Regions from separate parts of the Mus musculus genome. Here region 1 is linked to region 2. Evidence: chromatin loops called from intact Hi-C (ENCODE). Cell type or tissue: heart. All regions are shown on one strand. Links, peaks and the distances in the headings refer to the core of each region. The heading gives the core; the rest is flanking DNA. Region 1 holds the start of Gstt1 (glutathione S-transferase, theta 1). Region 2 has its middle 4.2 kb from the start of Mif.

Region 1 (4,386 bases), core at 89-4,088, 58 kb before region 2:
TAAAACATAGTAAGTAATAACTCAGGGTTATTGATATGTAAGCAGATTCTAATAGCATAGAGGGTAGATATCTGCCCATCTCTTGTGCTGTTTAAGGCTATTGTAAATAATAAAACTTGTGTGTCTTTTATTTGGGAACTAAATAATCAAAGGCTGGGTAGAAATCTCAGATTGGGGTTAAAAATGTCTACAACATGGGGGCTGGAGTGATAGCTCAGCAGTTAAGTGCACTGACTGCTTTTCCGGAGGTCATGAGTTCAATTCCCAGCACCCACATGGTGGCTCACAACCATCTGTAACGGTATTGGGTGCCCTCTTCTGATGTGTCTGAAGACAGTTATAATGTACTCATATAAATAAAATAAAAAATGAATCTTTAGAGAGAGAAGAAAGAATATACTCGCCATACACAAAAACATAATAATAAAAAAATTTTTCTACAACACAAAATAGCTCCAGAAAGTCCCTGAAATTGAGCAGATTCACTAGGCTCACTCCTTCCCTGACTAAACAACAAAGATTACAGTTAGGAAGTGGCAACAAAAACAATTTTATGGTTGGGGTCACCACAACACGAGGACCTGCATTAAAGAGTTGCAGCATTAGGAAGGGTGAGGACCACTGCTTTAAGTTGCTAGTGCATCTACATGAGTTCATGTGCCCAAGATGCTAAGAGGGCAGTGGGTCTCTAGAACTGGAGTTATAAGTGTTTGGGAGCCACTTCGTAAGGTTGCTGGGACCAAATCCAAATCCTCTATAAGAGCAGTAAGTGCTCTTAACCACGGAGCCATCTCCCCTCCCCCTCCTCCCAGTGCCAGCTTCCTAGTTTATAACACAGTGGGTTAGAACAGGCTGGTTTCCAGTAAAACTTAGCAATAGCCCCAGGCTTGCTTACCTCTCACACAGGGTGAAGCCACCATCCATCATGGCTGGTACCCTCTTCATGGGGTTCACCCGGGCAAACGCATCGCTGAGGTGCTCACCTGCAGATAGTCCAGCATGAGGGAGGAGAACACTGGGGGTCTCTGATAGCCTGGGCCAAGGTCCCAGGAGGCTGAACACTAAATTCATGGTTCTTCTTGGGACTGGGCTATTCCCTAAATGGGGTGCGCAGGCAGGGCTCCTGTGAGAGAAGAGGGGGTGGCCCCTTGCCCTTGATACAAAATAGGTATCATACGCTTGACAGGTCCTTGTGGGACTTGCCCGCTAGCAGCCCTTTCTGGTCTGGATTGGTTTTCTTCCTGTTGATGCACTCCAGGTAAGTTTCTAAGTTTGCCTCCTTGCGCTCAGCCCCACAGTCCTCAGTGGCTCCCATTGCCCCGGATCAAGTGGGGGATTCTCACTCTCCCTTCGTTTCCTAGTGGAACCTGTCTCCCTCGACAGGCTTATTTTTAACAGCCTACTTGAACATCTTTTTATCAGTTCCCCCCCCCCCCCGTCCTCACCCCACCCCCACCGGGCCACCCCCTCCCCCACCGGCCTACACCATACTCTGCAAGGGCAGAACCTGTGGGGGGTTAAGTACACTGTACCTAGAGGTGACAGTGAAGAGAGACGTGAGGTTTCAGACAGAGCGGGACAAGCAGTGAGACAGTATGGAGACGGCCACAGCCCATTATGCAACACTTTCATTTTGCTACAACCCTGTCTTGCCAGAGCGCAGGGCTCTCTCAGCGGCCAGCAGGGAGGAGGCTCCAAGTTCCTGGCATACCCCCATGCAGCAGCCTCTCTCTCTTCGCAGCACAAAGAGAGGCAGAGAGAAAGGGAAAACAGAAAGTCAAGAAAAGGAACGACAAAAAGGAATTCCAATAGACCAGGTTGGCGGAGAGAGCCTGTTGCAAAGGCAAGGTACTTGCAGGGATGGCTCTGTGTAGTACTGCCCATCTCAGCACTGGGGGAAACGATCCGAGGAGTGACTGCCCAGATCTCCACATTTGTTCTCCTAGCTATGCCCTACACCCACTACTCTTCTGGAGGTCCCTGTAGCTAGGTCCAAACTGCTTGCCCGTTTCTGTTGCTAGGTCTGCACACTATTCAGTTTCAGCAGGTCCTGGCCGGCGTCTATTCCACAAACAGCAGAGTTGGCGGGAGTCCTGAACCCTGGTTCTCTCTGGTGTCTTTCTATTGTGGTCTCTAAACCAGAAAAAGCCTGGGAAGGGGAGAGTACAGAGAGAGATCCCCTAAGTCCGTCTTGCCTCCCCTGTTTCTCAGATCCCCAAAGCCGTAGCCCTGCCCACCCTTGCGCAGCTCCACCGTGTGCATCTGGAACGGGATATTGTTCTTCTTGGCGAAGATATAAATGGCGCGACAGGGCTGCGACAGCAGATCCAGGTACAGCTCCAGAACCATGGCATAGGCGGCGGGAACCACTTCTGTAACTGGCCAGACTATCAAAAAGTCCAGGCTGGCTAGTAGGGATCCCTATCAAGCCAAGTGTGGCCACGCCCCCACTGGGCGGATACCGCAGCCTGGCCCTTCTTTCTAAAGGGGGAGCTAGCTTGTGTTCCAAGAGCCCTGCAACTGGAATCTAGCACGGAATGAGCCAGAGGACACAACTGGTCTCCTCTGAGTGGGCAGAGGAGGTGTTAGAGGGCCTGGCTGCTAGTCCTCTTGTGGCCGGTTTAGTTGAAAGCAGAATGTCTTCAAAGGTATACCCACCCTATCTAGTGTGTTGTTAGAATTCCCAATCGTCCCCACTTCCCAGATGGGAAAACTAAGGTATTCCTCCGGGACCTACAAGCCAAAGATATGGACCAGCACCACCAGCAAGAAGCAAAGGATGCTGTGGGCCTTTGATGTCACTCGCATCTCAGCTCTGTCATTTGACAAGGTTGGCCTTCCTGTACCTGAGAGCATTAGCTTCTCCATCCTCTGACATTTTAGCTCCCTTTGGACTGTGATAGAGAAGTACCTTAGATGTAATTTTTGAACAGAAATGTACCATTAGTCCCAGGCCAAGGTTCCCGCAGTTTCCATATCTGATGAAGGTTATAAGGTTGTAAGGTGGGAAGTTCCTTGCTGTTTATACACATAGTGAAAGAAACGTGTAGATCCCTTTCATGAAAGGTTGAGTCCAGCCGGAAGTGGTGGCCCACGCCTTTAATCCCAGCACTTGGGAGGCAGAGGCAAGCAGATTTCTGAGTTCGAGGCCAGCCTGGTCTACAAAGTGAGCTCCAGAACAGCCAGGGCTACACAGAGAAACCCTGTCTCGAAAAAACAAAAAATAAATAAATAATAAATAAAAAATTGTCCTTATGATTCTGACAACTTTGTCCCTGAGCTTAATATTGAAACTGAGGGCCCCAAGACTGAGTGCCGATTTTTCCAGATATCATATGCCTCTTCATGGAGTCTGCCACGATTCCTGTTGGAGAAGCCTGTTATTAAGGTCCTCCATGTCCCCGGATAGCTCTCCAAGCTTGGTGCAAAATGGAGGACTCCGTTTCTCAGTGGGGTTTCCCTTTCTTTCTATGGCCTTGGTTGGGAGTATCTGAGCACAGATGCCCTACCTTGTTTGGAGGATGACCCTGTGCAGAGCTCTCTGCGAGGGCTATGTGACTCAGCACACAAGTCCCGCTCTGCTTCCTGCCCATATGATAATTAGGTGCTGTGCTCTGACCAATTAGCCCTCTCTACCTATACTCATAAGATCCCTTATGTACCCTACCCCTGAAACAACAGAGTTGTCTGGAGGTTGCTGACTCCTGGAAGTTCTTTTGTCATAATCACAGCTTGATAAATCCGTTTCCTCAGCCCTGATAGGCAGTCTATTTTGGTTGAATGAGGCTTGCTCTGGTGACCCAGTAGAAAACTCTACAAGGGATGGAACACCAAGCCGTGTTCCCAGAGACAGGTGCCTCAAACCACAGAATCCCCAACTCCATAATTCTGTGGCTATAAGTCGCACAGACAATGTCCCAAGCTTCAGGCATTCTGGCTAGACTCCACCCTCACGGTTACCTGATTATAGCCAGGTATGCTCCTCCCCATAGTTACCTGATAGCCCAGCCCACTATAAAAGGAGCTGCTTGGCCCCTGCTCACTCTCTTTAAGCTCTCACCTTTCTTACTCTCTAGCCCTCCTTCTCTCTTTCCCTTTCCCCCTCTCTCCACATGGCCATGGCTGGCCTCTCTCTCTTTCTACCTTCTCTCTCCCTGCCTTTCTACAATAAAGCTCTAAAACCACAGACTGCCTCTGTTCATCAAGGCCACCATGCTTAAATGATGGGATAGGTTTTCCCCTAATGAGCTGTGTCTAACCTCTCGCCAGAAGACTGCGCTCCAGCCACAGACCGGACCAAGGGCTCTCTCCAGAGTAGGAACCATCCAGCGCCCCCCCTCCCTCTGCCCTCTCCTCCCTTCAGCCCCAGGGCTGACTGAGCCGCTC
Region 2 (4,386 bases), core at 159-4,158:
GCTGGAGTTGAGCGGACGTGTGTGATGTGCGTGAATTTAGGCCTTCTCTGGAGAAATCTGAGAGAAGGGTCACCCTGGGGTGGGAGGGAAGTGGCAGAAGAGAACTCTTTTGGCATTCGAATTTGGGCCACCTAAACCTATATTACCTGCTAATGTGAGAAGGGAGTCCTCCAGGGATGACCCCCTCCCCCAATACATTACCCAATCCCAGGTGACGGTCAGGCCTAAACACATGTACATATGAGCCCACACTGAAGGTTGTATTTTATAAATAGATACAAATATATTCACATGTTTATAAATATATATATGTACATCTATCCCTCCTCTGAGAACTGACAGGTTCCACTCATAGAACAGTCTAAGTACTTTAACAGCCCGACCTAGACCCAGCCCTACAGAGTAAAAAGCCCAAGCTCAGGACTTGTAATCCCACCAATCCCCACCCTGGACATCTTGGCCCCACCCCCGCCCCGCCCCGCCCCCAAATGCTTTATAAACCCTGTCTTCTGCTCAGTTCTCTGCACCTTCTGAGCAGTGGCAGGCACGGGCCTGGGTTTTTTCCTCCCAATCTGTGTGAGGTTTTTTTGTGGGGTGACTCTGTGGTAATCCTTGGCTCTCAAATGCCAGGACACCTTTCCCCTCAGAGTTATAACACAGTATATGTGTGTAGGCAATAATAACTAAAGGACCATAGAATTGAGGGGTAACCTTTGAGGAGTTGAAGCAGGTGACGAAAATTCAGTCCTCATAGATCTCTCAAAAGGATAATAAAAAAATTGTAAGAGGGAGGTAAATATATACATAAGAAATAAAAATATATACATTAAAAAAACAAAAAACAAAAAAACAACAAAAAAAAGGTTTCTAGGAACACAAAGATGGAATCTCCTTGGTAGCTTTTCAGTCTGGAGCCGTATTGGAATCTAGCTGTTAGTGGGTTTAGGAATGCCCTAGTAAGTTAGTGATTGTGAGTACAGACTCCAAGCTTGCCCGGTGGAGGGCACTGGGGACCAGAACAACTGCTATCTCTTGTACATGAGCACTGGACACACTAGCCTCGGTGGGGTGGGGGTTAGAGGGAGCTGTGAGGCCCACTGGTGGGTCTGTTTGCATCATGTCCCTATCCTGGTCCTGGACCCTCTCACCCAGAGAGTCCCACAGGTCTGGGGGCCTAGTATGGTGCTGCTTCTTGAGAATGGAAGGGGAAGGGGTGGGCGGATGTGAGGATGGCGTTTAGCTGCCCACGGTAGGGAAGACTCAAGCAGCATAGTCATCTAGAACTGTAACTCTGGCACAAGAGATGACAGGAAGGGAGCCAAGGAACACGGGTTTCTCCAGATGGCCCCCATGTCGAAAGCCTGAGCTAGTGCCAGAAGTGGAACCCCCTTCCGGAAAGTCTGGTGGCCCAGTAACCTGCCTTCTAGATTCTCCTGCCTCCAAAAGCTGTCTTAGGCCTGACTCATCTTCACTATGGAGGAAGATGAAACCCTAATTCAAGGAAGCCAAGGAAATGCCCAAAATAACTTTTTCCTCTTACTAATTTGGCTAGAACTGTAAATAAATCCATTTTTCTTCACCAATAGGGATCCTAGACTTCTTTTAGAATGTAGAGAAACTAAGATGGTGGGTTATGAACCTGCGTGTCCAGTTCAAGTCAAAACAAAGGAAAACCTCTGGACATTACTCAACCCTCTCAACAAGTGAAACACTGCTTTGGGAGAGCCACCAGCTCCATCTTCAGCTATTGCTCAGAAGACAGTGACTCAAACTGATCAGGCCACCTGCCAGCTTTAGAGAGTGGTGGATCCCTTCAGCATGGGCCCAATGGGGTACGCTGGCCGGCTCCTGGCGGAATCATCTCAGAGCGGTGCTCCAGGCCTCTGTTCACCGCATCAGCCTGATCACGTGATACTCTTTCAGATGTCCCGCCCCACGCCTCATCTCCGCACTTCGAGGCTGGTGCGGCACAAATGGAGGGGTTTTACAATTTATCAAGACCTGAGTACAGGCACAGGCCACCCGAGATGGAAAATGTGCCGATCCATCTTCACGATTGGGTGAATATGGAGGCATGGCATATATTTATATAGTGAACCCCTTCATTTCACAGATGGGGGAAACTGAGGCCCAAAATGGTGCAGAAGCAGGGAAATAATCTTAATCTCACTGATATCTGGCTCCCAGAGGGAACTGGCTGTGGCTGGTGAGGACTGGGGGTGGGATAGGGGTGGCAGCCCCAAGACAAGGGTTCTGGGGAAGGGACGGTGGGGATCTCTGAGATGCAGTTGTGCCTGATAGGAGGGCAGGGCTGGAGGGAGCCTGCACGGCTGGAGAAGCCCTGAGTGGTACCAGGGCAGCAGCCCAGAAGACCAGGAGCCCTGGAAATCCGCTTGGGCACAACCCATCTAAGAGGCTTGGGCTAAGACAGAGGCATCTGTGAGTGTCTGCTGCACCAGAAAGGCACACATGAAGTGAACCTGAGCAATTCCATGTGGAACCGGAGAAGGGACAGCACCTGAAAAGGTACAAGGTTTTGCCAGAGCTGACCAACTGTGGCAAACAGTGACCATGGGCACTGGTGGGGCCGTTATCATTATATAGGCTGATAACCTCATAGGATACTTTGGCCCTAGGGGACCACGGTGGGAGAACAGGTGGCATTTCTGTGCCCAGATTCACCTAATCAACCTCAAAGTTTCAGGTTTCATTAGATAGGCCACTTAGCTGACACTTGGAAAGCTGACTGGGCCATGGGCCTTGGTTTTGAGAAGGAACCGGCCTCATTCAGTGGGTAGTGAAGGATCATGCTTTGGAGAGAGTAGGGCTGGCCAGGAGTGGCTGGGGTCAGGGAGAGGAGGCGCAGTAGCTTCCTCCTGCAACATGTAAGGCTGACTAAGAAATACGGTGGAGGGCTGAAGTCATCGGCCCCTGTTCCACTTTTCCTTGCGCACCAAGGTGTGACCACTTTGTAGATGCTCCTACTGGTTACAGAGCCGTAAACATTGAGGCTTTGTTTTTTTTGAGAGGGGGTGGTGGCTCTTCTGATTCATGTGATCCCCTCCAAGCCCTCCACACTCACACAGGTGTTTAGCTTGTCTCCTCTGCCAAAGAGACCTCAATTTTAGACTCAGATGTGGCCCTCGGGCCAGAAGCTTGCCTCAGAGACCTTTAGACTCAAAGTCCTCATTGAGCACATAGAGCAAGTCCATGACTCTGTCCTGGGAGACAGCAGTGACACTGCCAGGTACCTCAGGCTCAGTGTCCTCATCTGTGAAATGAGGGAGTTGGACTAGAGTCAATGGAGGCCTGAGCCCTCCCTGTCTCTGTGTAGGGCAGAAGAGGGGAGTCTTGCCTGAGCACATGTGGGAGTCAGTGGGGTCAGGTAAGGCAAGAGTCCAGCAGAAGTAAGAGGTTCTGAGTTGCAACTCAGGGATTTGGGTAAGGTTCAACCTCAAGTGCAGCCCTGTAGTTAACGGTAGGGTGGAGCTAAGGAGATGCGGCAAAGGACCAGGCTGAGGAGGGAAGGTGCCTCATAAGAGGTACCCAGATTCAAGAGAGCAGCCCCAGACTGCTTTGGCTGCAGTGAAGGCATGCCACCCAATATGCAGGCAGTCATGAGGTGCCTTCATGAATGCAAAATGAGATGGAAGGAAGGGCCCCTTGTGGAATCTAGGAGAGTCTTGTTTTGGGAACCTCCAAGGACATCTGACAGGGAGTAGTAGAGGCTCTGCTCTAAGAAGGGACTTCTATTCCCAGCATTTAATCTAGTGAGCTAATGCCCTCACTCCTGTCACTACTGTCCTGATCTAGTGCTGGGGCTGGGGGGAGAGGGGGGCGCAGAGTGGTATCGATGTGTCCTGTAGGGAACTTCCCTTCTCTCAAGGTCAGGGCTCCAAAACCAACCCAAGCAGCACAGAGATTAGCAAGCTGCCCCGGGGGCGCAGAGCCTAGGCTGGTACTGCCAAGGCTGCAAAGGCTGCCAGTTGGAAAGGGTGTGGCTCTACTGGGTAGGGTAGGTGCCTCTGGGCCTGGGTGGTTGGGAAGATGCCCATGACTTACCTTGGTTTCAAGCCTGGGCTGATGGGTACTGCATGAATGATGAAGTACAAGGGACAGAGATGCTGGCCATCCTGCCCAGGAAGGACTCTGGATCCACACTAGGTAGTCAGGCCTCCCTGCACACACAGGGAGGCCTCTGTCACAGTGTCAGGATCACACAGGCAAGCTCCTCACTCACTCAGGAATCCGCCGAGGGGCTCCTGGTCTCAGTCAGGGCCCCACTCAGCTTCCAAAAACAAATTTCTTGGAAGTCATAAAACTTTTTTTTTTTGTATTTCATCTACAATGTTCTTACCTTGACAAGAGGTTAAAGAGCAATGATCT

The links. A loop is a pair of places that touch in the nucleus more often than their neighbours do. Peaks named below come from ENCODE experiments on the same cell type or tissue, not always from the same donor. Only the 100,000 strongest peaks of a DNase experiment are listed, where the experiment ranks them.
Region 1: a loop joins it to region 2, with 4 times the contacts of the local background. A loop is called at or near these places in 1 of 42 quality-filtered maps.

Annotation. Positions count from the first base shown.
Region 1 is chr10:75,796,148-75,800,533 of GRCm38, forward strand. Gstt1 (glutathione S-transferase, theta 1) reads right to left here and starts at 2,437. Exons shown (of 5, transcript NM_008185.3): 1 at 2,238-2,437; 2 at 896-983. The coding sequence starts at 2,349. In heart, for the core only: a CTCF peak has its summit at 1,688; DNase peaks (open chromatin) are centred at 1,014, 1,674 and 2,444; H3K4me3 peaks cover 1,755 bases; H3K27ac peaks cover 1,362 bases; H3K27me3 peaks cover 379 bases.
Region 2 is chr10:75,853,842-75,858,227 of GRCm38, forward strand. No RefSeq gene overlaps it. Among named protein-coding and RNA genes, the nearest start is that of Mif, 4.2 kb to the right of the region's middle. In heart, for the core only: no CTCF peak of the experiment used is centred there; DNase peaks (open chromatin) are centred at 1,150 and 1,919.